Regions from separate parts of the Homo sapiens genome. Here region 2 is linked to region 1. Evidence: chromatin loops called from intact Hi-C (ENCODE). Cell type or tissue: PC-3. All regions are shown on one strand. Links, peaks and the distances in the headings refer to the core of each region. The heading gives the core; the rest is flanking DNA.

Region 1 (4,402 bases), core at 70-4,069:
ACTGTTAATCTAATAGGTTTTCCTTTACAAGTTACCTGGTGCTTTTCCCTCACAGCTCTTAAGATTCTTTCCTTTGTTTTGACTTTAGATAACCTGATGACTGCCTAGGCAATGATGTTTTTGTGATAAATTTCCCAGGTGTTCTTTGAGCTTCTTGTATTTAGATGTCTAGGTCTGTAGCAATGCTGGGGAAGTTTTCCTTGCTTATTCCCTCAAATATGTTTTCCAAACTTGTAGATTTCTCTTCTTCCTCAGGGATACCCATTATTCTTAGGCTTGGTCATTTAATATAATCCCAAACTTCTTGGAGGGTTTGTTCATTATTTTATTCTTTTTTCTTTGTCTTTGTTGGAATGGGTTAATTCAAAAACCTTGTCTTTGAGCCATGAAGTTCTTCCTTCTACTTGTTTGATTCTATTGCTGAGACTTTCTAGTGCAGTTTGTATTTCTCTAAGTGTCGCCTTCATTTCCAGAAGTTGTGGTTTTGTTTTAACTTATGCTATCTATTTCACTAAAGATTTTCCCCTTCATATCTTGTACCATTTTTTTGATTTCATTAAGTTGGACTTCACATTTCTCCAGTGCCTCCTTGATTAGCTTAATAATTGACCTTCTGAATTCTTTTTCTGTCAATTCAGAGATTTCCTCTTGGTTTGGATCCATTGCTGGTGAGCTTGTGTGATCTTTTCTGGGTGTTAAACAACCTTGTTTTGTCATATTACCAGAATTGTTTTTCTGGTTCTTTCTCATTTGGGTAGATTATGTCAGAGAGAGGATCTGGGGCTCAAGGGCTACTGTTCAGATTCTTTTGTCCCATGGGGTGCTTCCTTGATGTGTTGCTCTCCCCCTTCTCCTAGGGATGTGGGTTCCTGAAAGCCAAATTGTAGTGTTTGTTATGTCTCTTCTGGATCCAGCCACCCAGCTGAGCTACCAGCCTCTGGACTGGTACCGTTGGGTGTCTTCACAGAGTTCTGTGATTTGAACCATCTTCAGGTCTCTCAGTCATGGATAGCAGCACCTGCTCTAGTGGAGGTGGCAAGGAAGTAAAATGGACTCTGTGAGAGTCCTTAGTTGTAGTTTTGTTTCTTGCACTAGTTTTGTGTTGGTTGGCCTCCTGCCAGGAGGTGGTGCTTTCAAGACAGCATCAACTGCAGTAGCATAGGGAGGATCAGGTGGTGGATGGGGCCCTAGAACTCCAAAGAGATTACATCCTTTGCTTTCTGAGTTTTTCCGGCTGTCTCCAGTGGCCTGCAAGAGCAATCCACTTCCTTCAAAGGGTCTTTAGATTCTCTTAGCTTTCCCGGTATGTTTGTGCAGTAGTTACTGGAGTGAAAGTTCACGATGTGAGTCTCCACATGCTGCTCTGTCCATCTGATTGGGAGCTGCAATTTAGTCCTGCCTCCTACCCATTATATTCCTGCTTCAATCCCCCAACCAACACTCTGAGTTCCTCAAATACATCCTGAATGCTTCTGAGCTTTCAACTTTCTAACTGTAATTGCTTTTATTTCAGAGATTGACTTGGGAAATTATAGATAATGAAATCTGATGAAACTCTCTCTGACTAATAATCCATAATAAACAGTGGCCTGGGGGTGAGGTGGGGAAAGAATGTATAACACCTGAATACTAGTGAAGTCCTATGTTCTTGGAATTATAAAACTCGAGAAGTTAAAAAAAAAAAAAAAAGTCTTGACAGCTGACAACATGTTATACTGCTTCTTACAGACCAGAAATACTCCTCAGAATATTATCAATAATCAGAGGCCACAAGTGACTGTGGCCAAACAAGATATAAACAACACCACTCTGCAATCATGTCTAAATATCGGGAAAAGGACACTATGCAACCACAAAAATTACCAAGCATCCTTAGTTTCTGGCTAATTGAGTGGCTACAGTTTCTTTACTAATGATAACCCTAGCTTCTATCTCAGTTGTTTGGACTTATATTTTTTCTCTCTTTTAAGAATAATCTGAGTTTTGTTGACAAGCACAATGTTTTAATTGGTGTCCCAATAGAAAAACGTATCCCATTGGTCAGAAAAACAGAAAACATGTGTATTCCTAAGAAATACTCATAAACCAAGTAACTTTCCCCACCAAGCAATGACTCAGAGATATTATTGTAAAACTACTCTCCTAAAGAATTCAGAGCAGATTAATCATAATCCAAAGATTTCCCTGTCAGAGTGAATGTTAACTAAAAAGGGGAAGATATGTGCAAAGTGTTTTTAGGCTTAAATGAATGAATACAATATCCTCTTGATATTAACACATACAATTCTCACTTAAAAATTAAAAAATAAGAAATCTACAGATTAATGTCAGCAACAAAATTTTCTTGGATCTTCTAAATGGACATAGTTAAACAAATAAACTGTCCAGCATTTATTGTGAAGTGACATAATTAACAAATATATCTCTCACATATAGACATGCACATATGTATATGTCTATATAAAGATGGAATATATGTTCATTAGTATTATAAAATACATTTAATTACATGACTCAGTTTAATAGAATACTGTAGCCTTACCACATTCACTTACTCCTGGATGTATATCTACCAATTTTGAAGAAAAAAAGTAAATATTAAAATCATTACTTTGGATGGTAAGCAAAGATGTCAAGTCAAGTACTTTTTTATTCTACTTAGATGTTAAGGCTTTAAGTATGTCACTTAAATATGTATACAACATACTTCTAATGTGAATTTAGTTCTGGAATGCAATGCACTATTTTATTTGCTTTCCATTTGCAAATGAACTCTTACTCTTTTTACAGTTGCACTGCTTGACAGTTCCTTTATTACAGTTGACATAATTAAAATAGAACTATTTTACTTATAGTTATGATATATTATAGTAATTTAAACCAATGCTTTCACTAGAGTTCTTATTACAGTTGTTCAAACGTATTATTTTAATATAAAAACATTAAAATTTCACAAAGTAAAATGTCTGCAATTATTATCCTTAGTAAGTTGGTAATAAGCAACAATACAGAGTTTTGAAATGTACAGTAAATTTTAAAATAATAAACATGGATGAGGAAAAGCTCCAATCTTCAACAACATTCATATATTGTGGAATGTGTCGTTAGTGATATGTACATTTCAAATAAATGAAAGTTAGTATAAAGATTATGATTTAGTAAAATGTGTACGGATCTGGATATATTGATATTTACTGCAAATTGATAAATATAACATCTGCAATGGTCTGAAAAATTTTAAAAGCTCCTCTGACTTTAACACAAACATCGGTATGTCCTAGTTACTATTGCTACATAATAAATCATCTTGAATTGGCTAAAACAACAGCCATTTTATTATGCTCAAAGATTCTACAGTTCAGGAATATAGAAAGGGCAGACAGTTGAGGCTTCTGTTTTTTGGGGCTTCAGGAAGATGTTTTCTGGCCTTTTGGGTCTACTGATGCTCCTGCAGGAAGGCTGCAGTTCTTAACAGCACATGGGGAGCCCTCATCTGGTGTTTGGCTTAATTCCTGGTGCCTGGATTTCTGGAGAGAGGTGTGATTAATGTGGCCAAGAACATCCTTTTCCACCCATGTTGGAGAGATCGCTGTGTGGATCTGGTCCCTACAATTTAGAAGCAGCTTTTCACCTTGATGCTCAAATGACCATGCTTAACCACTACTTGCCCTGCATCCTTTTCACCAGCTGAGATTCCCAGCAAGCAGTAGGCTCCCATCCTGGACTCCAAGGAGACAACTCTTCCCTGCACCTTCACCTGGAAAGCTGTTGCCCTTTCTTCCCAGATCACGATCACAAGACTCCAAATTACCGAGTGGGGTCCAACAAGGTGGGACTGTAAGGAACATGTCCTGTGGACATTACCTTCACTGTTCTCATGAGTGGGATGGGAAGAAAAGAGTCCTCCCCTTCCAATTGGTGGATTTTCTGGGCTTGGAAGGAGGAAAACAAAAACAAAAACAACCAAACAGAAAATAACTATTACCTGAATTATTATGAAACTTCAGAGAAAACTACTTATTTGAAGAAAATAAAATACGATTTATGTTGTTGAATTTGCATTGCCAGAAAGTTTCCAGTGTCCTTACTACAATTTTTTTTTCACCATCAAGTTTGGTCAGAATCTCACAGCTCAGAGAAAATTATGGAGGAATAATAAGATCTAGAGCAGTGCTTCTCGTATCTTATGTGTGAAGAATCTTTTATTAATTTGTTTAATTTCCAGACTGACAGTTTTGTAAAATGCCTTATTAGAAAAAATTTTAAAAATAAAGAAATAAAAAGTCAAGCCCCAAATATTGTATTTTAACACCCTAAAATTTCATTTCAATAAATATAATCAAAGTAACATAACAGGAATAAAAGAATTACACAAACTGAACACATTATTCATTGAAATAAG
Region 2 (4,402 bases), core at 151-4,150, 62 kb after region 1:
TCTCCACATCCTCTCCAGCATCTGTTGTTTCCTGACTTTTCAATGATTGCCATTCTAACTGGCGTGAGATGTTATCTCATTGTGGTTTTGATTTGCATTTCTCTAATGACCAGTGATGATGAGCTTTTTTTCCTATGTTTGTTGGCCACATAAATGTCTTCTTTTGAGAAGTATCTCTTCATATCCTTTGCCCACTTTTTGATGAGGTTGTTTTTTTCTTGTAAATTTGTTTAAGTTCCTTGTAGATTCTGGATATTAGACCTTTGTCAGATCTTTGTCAAAAATCTATGTGATTTTTTAAGAGCAAAGTATCACTTGTTCTAATCACAACTTAAAGGCACCTTGACTCATTTATATTCAAGACCTTTCAATGTCATTAAAAACAGTTTCCTAGGACACTTACTTTTCTGCTAACTCTAGTCTTATAATATTTTTCTCTTCTGCCTGGCACTTGGTTATAATATTTGTCTCCCATAGATACCATTTGGCCTCGTATTGGCTCTCAGTCTTCTTCGCTGAAGGTTCTGTTCATCTAGCTTTTCCTTCTTCTCATGCCTCTGGTAGAATGCCTTGTTTTAGCTTAGGTTCTAAGAACCATACTTCAGTACTAGATCACTTGGTGAGTATCTTGGCTCTTTTCAAGATTCCAAACCTTGTTTAGAATATTCATGTGACTACACATGTTCAAATTTTTTTTCGTAATTCTCCAGTTTCTTTCTAAAAAGAGCTAATGAAATGTCTGAATGATAGAGGCAATAGTTTTCTATTAGTTTGTTGGCTCTTTCCTAAAAACTAGGAGAAATTTTACTTTCATATTTATTTTCTGAATCACATGAATGAAAACTATATCAGCATTTATTAGGTAGGTAACAGATGGGGCAGTTACAGTGAAAAATCTAAGACAGCAAAACCTTTTGGTTGGAAGGACATTTTAACTGGAGGGATATTCTTCTGGGGCTAATCATCAGTTTAATTCTTATAAATTTCACACTTTCTGATTTTTGACATTCTTTGAAGCTGAATGAAACTCTAGAAAAAAAGCAGTCACTTCAAAGCTTTCTTGTTGGCTCTTGATAGTTTCACCATTGGTCTTTCCATCTAAAGACGATTTAATAATATATCTGAGCCTTTTACCAGCAATATCAAAGCACTGAACGCTCTTCTAGTCCAACCCTTAATAAGAACCTAACACAGGATACTGCATCACATTATCTTCCCAGTTTACTAGGACATTGGGAATTTTGAAGTTTAGTTGCCCAGGAGACTGGCTTATTTGGACTAATAGACATGAGAAACAACTTTAAAACACAAAGTAGTAAATAAGCAGTAAGTTGTCTTTTCCCTTAAACATTACCTATCTTCCTCATTGTGAATAGTTACAGTATTGTATAACTTTCAGCATTATAATTTCAAGGTTTATGAAATCTTTGAAACTCAATTTCTTTGAGTTGGGTTTGCCTTGCAACTGAAGGCATACAGAAGTACATGCCTGTAGTAATGACATTTCTCATCTTCTGTTGGCCAGTGGTTACTTCAATGGTGACTGAGAAGTCACCACAGGGCACTGTATGGCGATAGACATCACATATCCTGGTTGTCCAGATAGCCACTATTTTCATAATAAATTCATTAAATGTACAGAGTTAAATGTGATTTTTTTTTGCCTATATAACACTTTTCCTATGAGTAAACTCAGAAATCAAGGGAAAAAATCCTTTACCAGTCTATCCTGACTTTTATTTTAAAAACAGTGTCATTGCAGCAGCTAATGTGCATTTGTAAGTTCATGCTAGAGAGTAATGTCAATAGTTTGTAAGCTCATGCACAGCTCTCATTTCAGCAGCCTAAGGAAAAGAGATGGTTAAGATCCTATGAAGCTTGGAGTTAGCCTTATTTTCACTTGCTGCAATCTGGTGAAACATTTCATTTTTATTCATTTTCTTCTTCTTCCATTTTTATGCACTGGCACCCTAGTGCTATCTGGAAGTGAATTCAATGGCTCAGAAGCTGTGATTCTGTAGCTACCAAAATGTGAGAAGCTGGAGTTGTTTACAGAAGGAGCTCTCCAATGCACCCTTGGCCATTTAAACCTAAGAATTATGCAGGCAGCTTGTTAATATCTTTAAATGCTTACTGTTTCTTTGCTAAGTGACTTAGGGCTTACTCACTTCAGGAATCACAACTAGCGTGGATCCCAGGGGCAAAGCACCACATGCGGTTGTGCTCACATTCCTGAATAGCTAGACAAGGCCTGCAACAACATGCTCCTCCTCAGGGGCCGGGCTGCAGCTGTGGTGGACTGAAAGGAAGTCACACGGCATCGCCTCCCAAGGTCAGACCTGCTGCAAGAGCAAGTCAGCAGCATGGGCGACCTTTGATATCTTAGTTCCATTTTTGCTGTTGAAAGACTTGGCTTTTCATTCTGACTCTAGCCTTATGTGGTGGTGTGTCTGTAAGGCCAGTGGATCAAGCCCTTCTGTGCAGGGCCAGAGGAAAAGCAGGCCCAGGGCTGTGGTGAGAGCCGGGCAGGAGATCAGCCCTCCACATGGGTCGGAAGCATGGCTCAGAAGGACCAACTGCCCCTTCCCCTTGAGGAGCAAGTATCTGCTGATCAACGAGGCAAGGGCAGGAGCCCCGCTGGCAACAGCCAGGCTGGAAATCTGCTATCTCCACAGGAGAAGCAACATTGCTGGGGCATTGTGTTCCTGGTATCTTCTACCCAGACCACACAGGAGAGAAACACCGTGGTGGAGAAGAAAAGTGTGAACGCTGACTTCTGTGTGCCAGGAGAGCAGAAAGGCCTAGCTCTGTGCCACTGCCCTTCTCAAAGTTCACAGTGCATCCAAAGTCTCACAGGGACCAGACTGGTGCCTTGGCCCTGCTTCTGCCTGTGAATGTCCACTTCTCACCATGGTATTTTGAGACAGCTTGAGCGCTGTCTCCCAAGCAGCACGCAGTCACCACTGGCAGTGATGCAGACACGCATGAGCCAGGGAGATGGAGCTCAAGCCCAGCGCCACCTCGGACAGGGGTCCCGGCCCAGCGACTGCCTTGTGGTGTGGCTGTCCTTGTTCTGCCACAGGGAGACAGATCTCAAGGGATCACTTGCACAAGGCCTCCTGACTAAAGAGTAGAGCTGGGATTTGGACGCAACAGTCGGGCTCCAGAACTGTGATTTCAACTATGGGGTGGTTGCAGGAATGAGAAGGATTCTGTTCTAAAGCTCAGTATATGCTGTCTTATTACCTGGTTTCCCACTGAGAAAATACGTGTCTTAAGTGGAAAGTGGTATCTATTCCTCCAGCCACCTGAAAGTGCTGCATTTGTAACAGCATAGGTGCTGTAGCTTCCTAGCCATCCTGCTCTTACCCACCCCTCTGCACCGTAAAAGGCACCCACTGTTTTGTAAACACACAATTGCTTTCCAGAAAAAAAAAAAAAATTACTGTTTCTACCTATGTACTTTCTGAATCAATGAATAATTGTTATTTAATAGAATTATAATAAAGGCAAACATGATAGAGAAGAAATAACATATTTCAAGTAAAATACACAAAACTTCATCTCCAAGTAACTAGAACACTAATGCAATTCCCCATTCGTTGTACCATTTGTACCATTGTACCATCGTTCCATTTCAGGCTGGAAATCTGTTATCTCCCCAGGAGAAGCAACATTGCTGGGGCATTGTGTTCCTGGTACCTTCTACCCAGACCACACAGGAGAGAAACACCGTAGTGGAGACGCGAAGTGTGAACGCTGACTTCTGTGTGCCAGGAGAGCAGAAAATGTGTGTGCTCTAAGGCCTGTCCCAATATGAGGAAGCTACTTCAGAGTACTTTGAGATAGTACTACTTCATTTTATAAACATTTTCTGGAATTGGTTGCAGGATGGAAGTGAATCATTTCTGTATGGGACATAATTTGTAACTGTTTCTGTTATTTTCATAAAAACCTATGCTTATTCTCAACTGTAATGTTTCTAATGTTGAAAAAGAGGTGGGGCCAGGCACGGTGGCTCACATCTGTAATCCCAGCACTTTGGGAGGCCGAGGTGGGCGGATCATGAGGTCAGGAGATCAAGACCACCCTGGCTAACACAGTGAAACCCCGTCTCTACTAAAAATAGAAAAAATTAGCCAGGCGTGGTGGCGGGTGCCTGTAGTCCCAGCTACTTGGAAGGCTGAGGCAGGGGAATGGCATGAACCCGGGAGGCAGAGCAGAGATCGCACCGCTGCACTCCAGCCTGGGCAACAGAGCGAGACTCCATCCCAAAAAAAAAAAAAAAAAAAAGGAGGTAGGAAGTCACTAAAGTATTTTTGTCATTAGCGTCTCTTTTAAATAAGGCTTTTATTCTTATTATTTCAGCCCCACAGTGATCTGAAACTTGGGCAGTTTTCCA

Evidence for each region. A loop is a pair of places that touch in the nucleus more often than their neighbours do. Peaks named below come from ENCODE experiments on the same cell type or tissue, not always from the same donor. Only the 100,000 strongest peaks of a DNase experiment are listed, where the experiment ranks them.
Region 2: a loop joins it to region 1, with 2.9 times the contacts of the local background. A loop is called at or near these places in 3 of 110 quality-filtered maps.

Annotation. Positions count from the first base shown.
Region 1 is chr10:52,800,031-52,804,432 of GRCh38, forward strand. All of the region lies in intron 2 of LOC105378306 (a long non-coding RNA gene), which reads left to right. All of the region lies in intron 2 of LOC105378307 (a long non-coding RNA gene), which reads right to left. Among named protein-coding and RNA genes, the nearest start is that of MBL2, 29 kb to the left of the region's middle. In PC-3, for the core only: no CTCF peak of the experiment used is centred there; a DNase peak (open chromatin) is centred at 2,111; H3K4me3 peaks cover 796 bases; H3K27ac peaks cover 1,773 bases.
Region 2 is chr10:52,862,398-52,866,799 of GRCh38, forward strand. No RefSeq gene overlaps it. Among named protein-coding and RNA genes, the nearest start is that of MBL2, 92 kb to the left of the region's middle. RefSeq lists an enhancer at 1,948-2,709. In PC-3, for the core only: no CTCF peak of the experiment used is centred there; a DNase peak (open chromatin) is centred at 2,214; H3K27ac peaks cover 1,831 bases.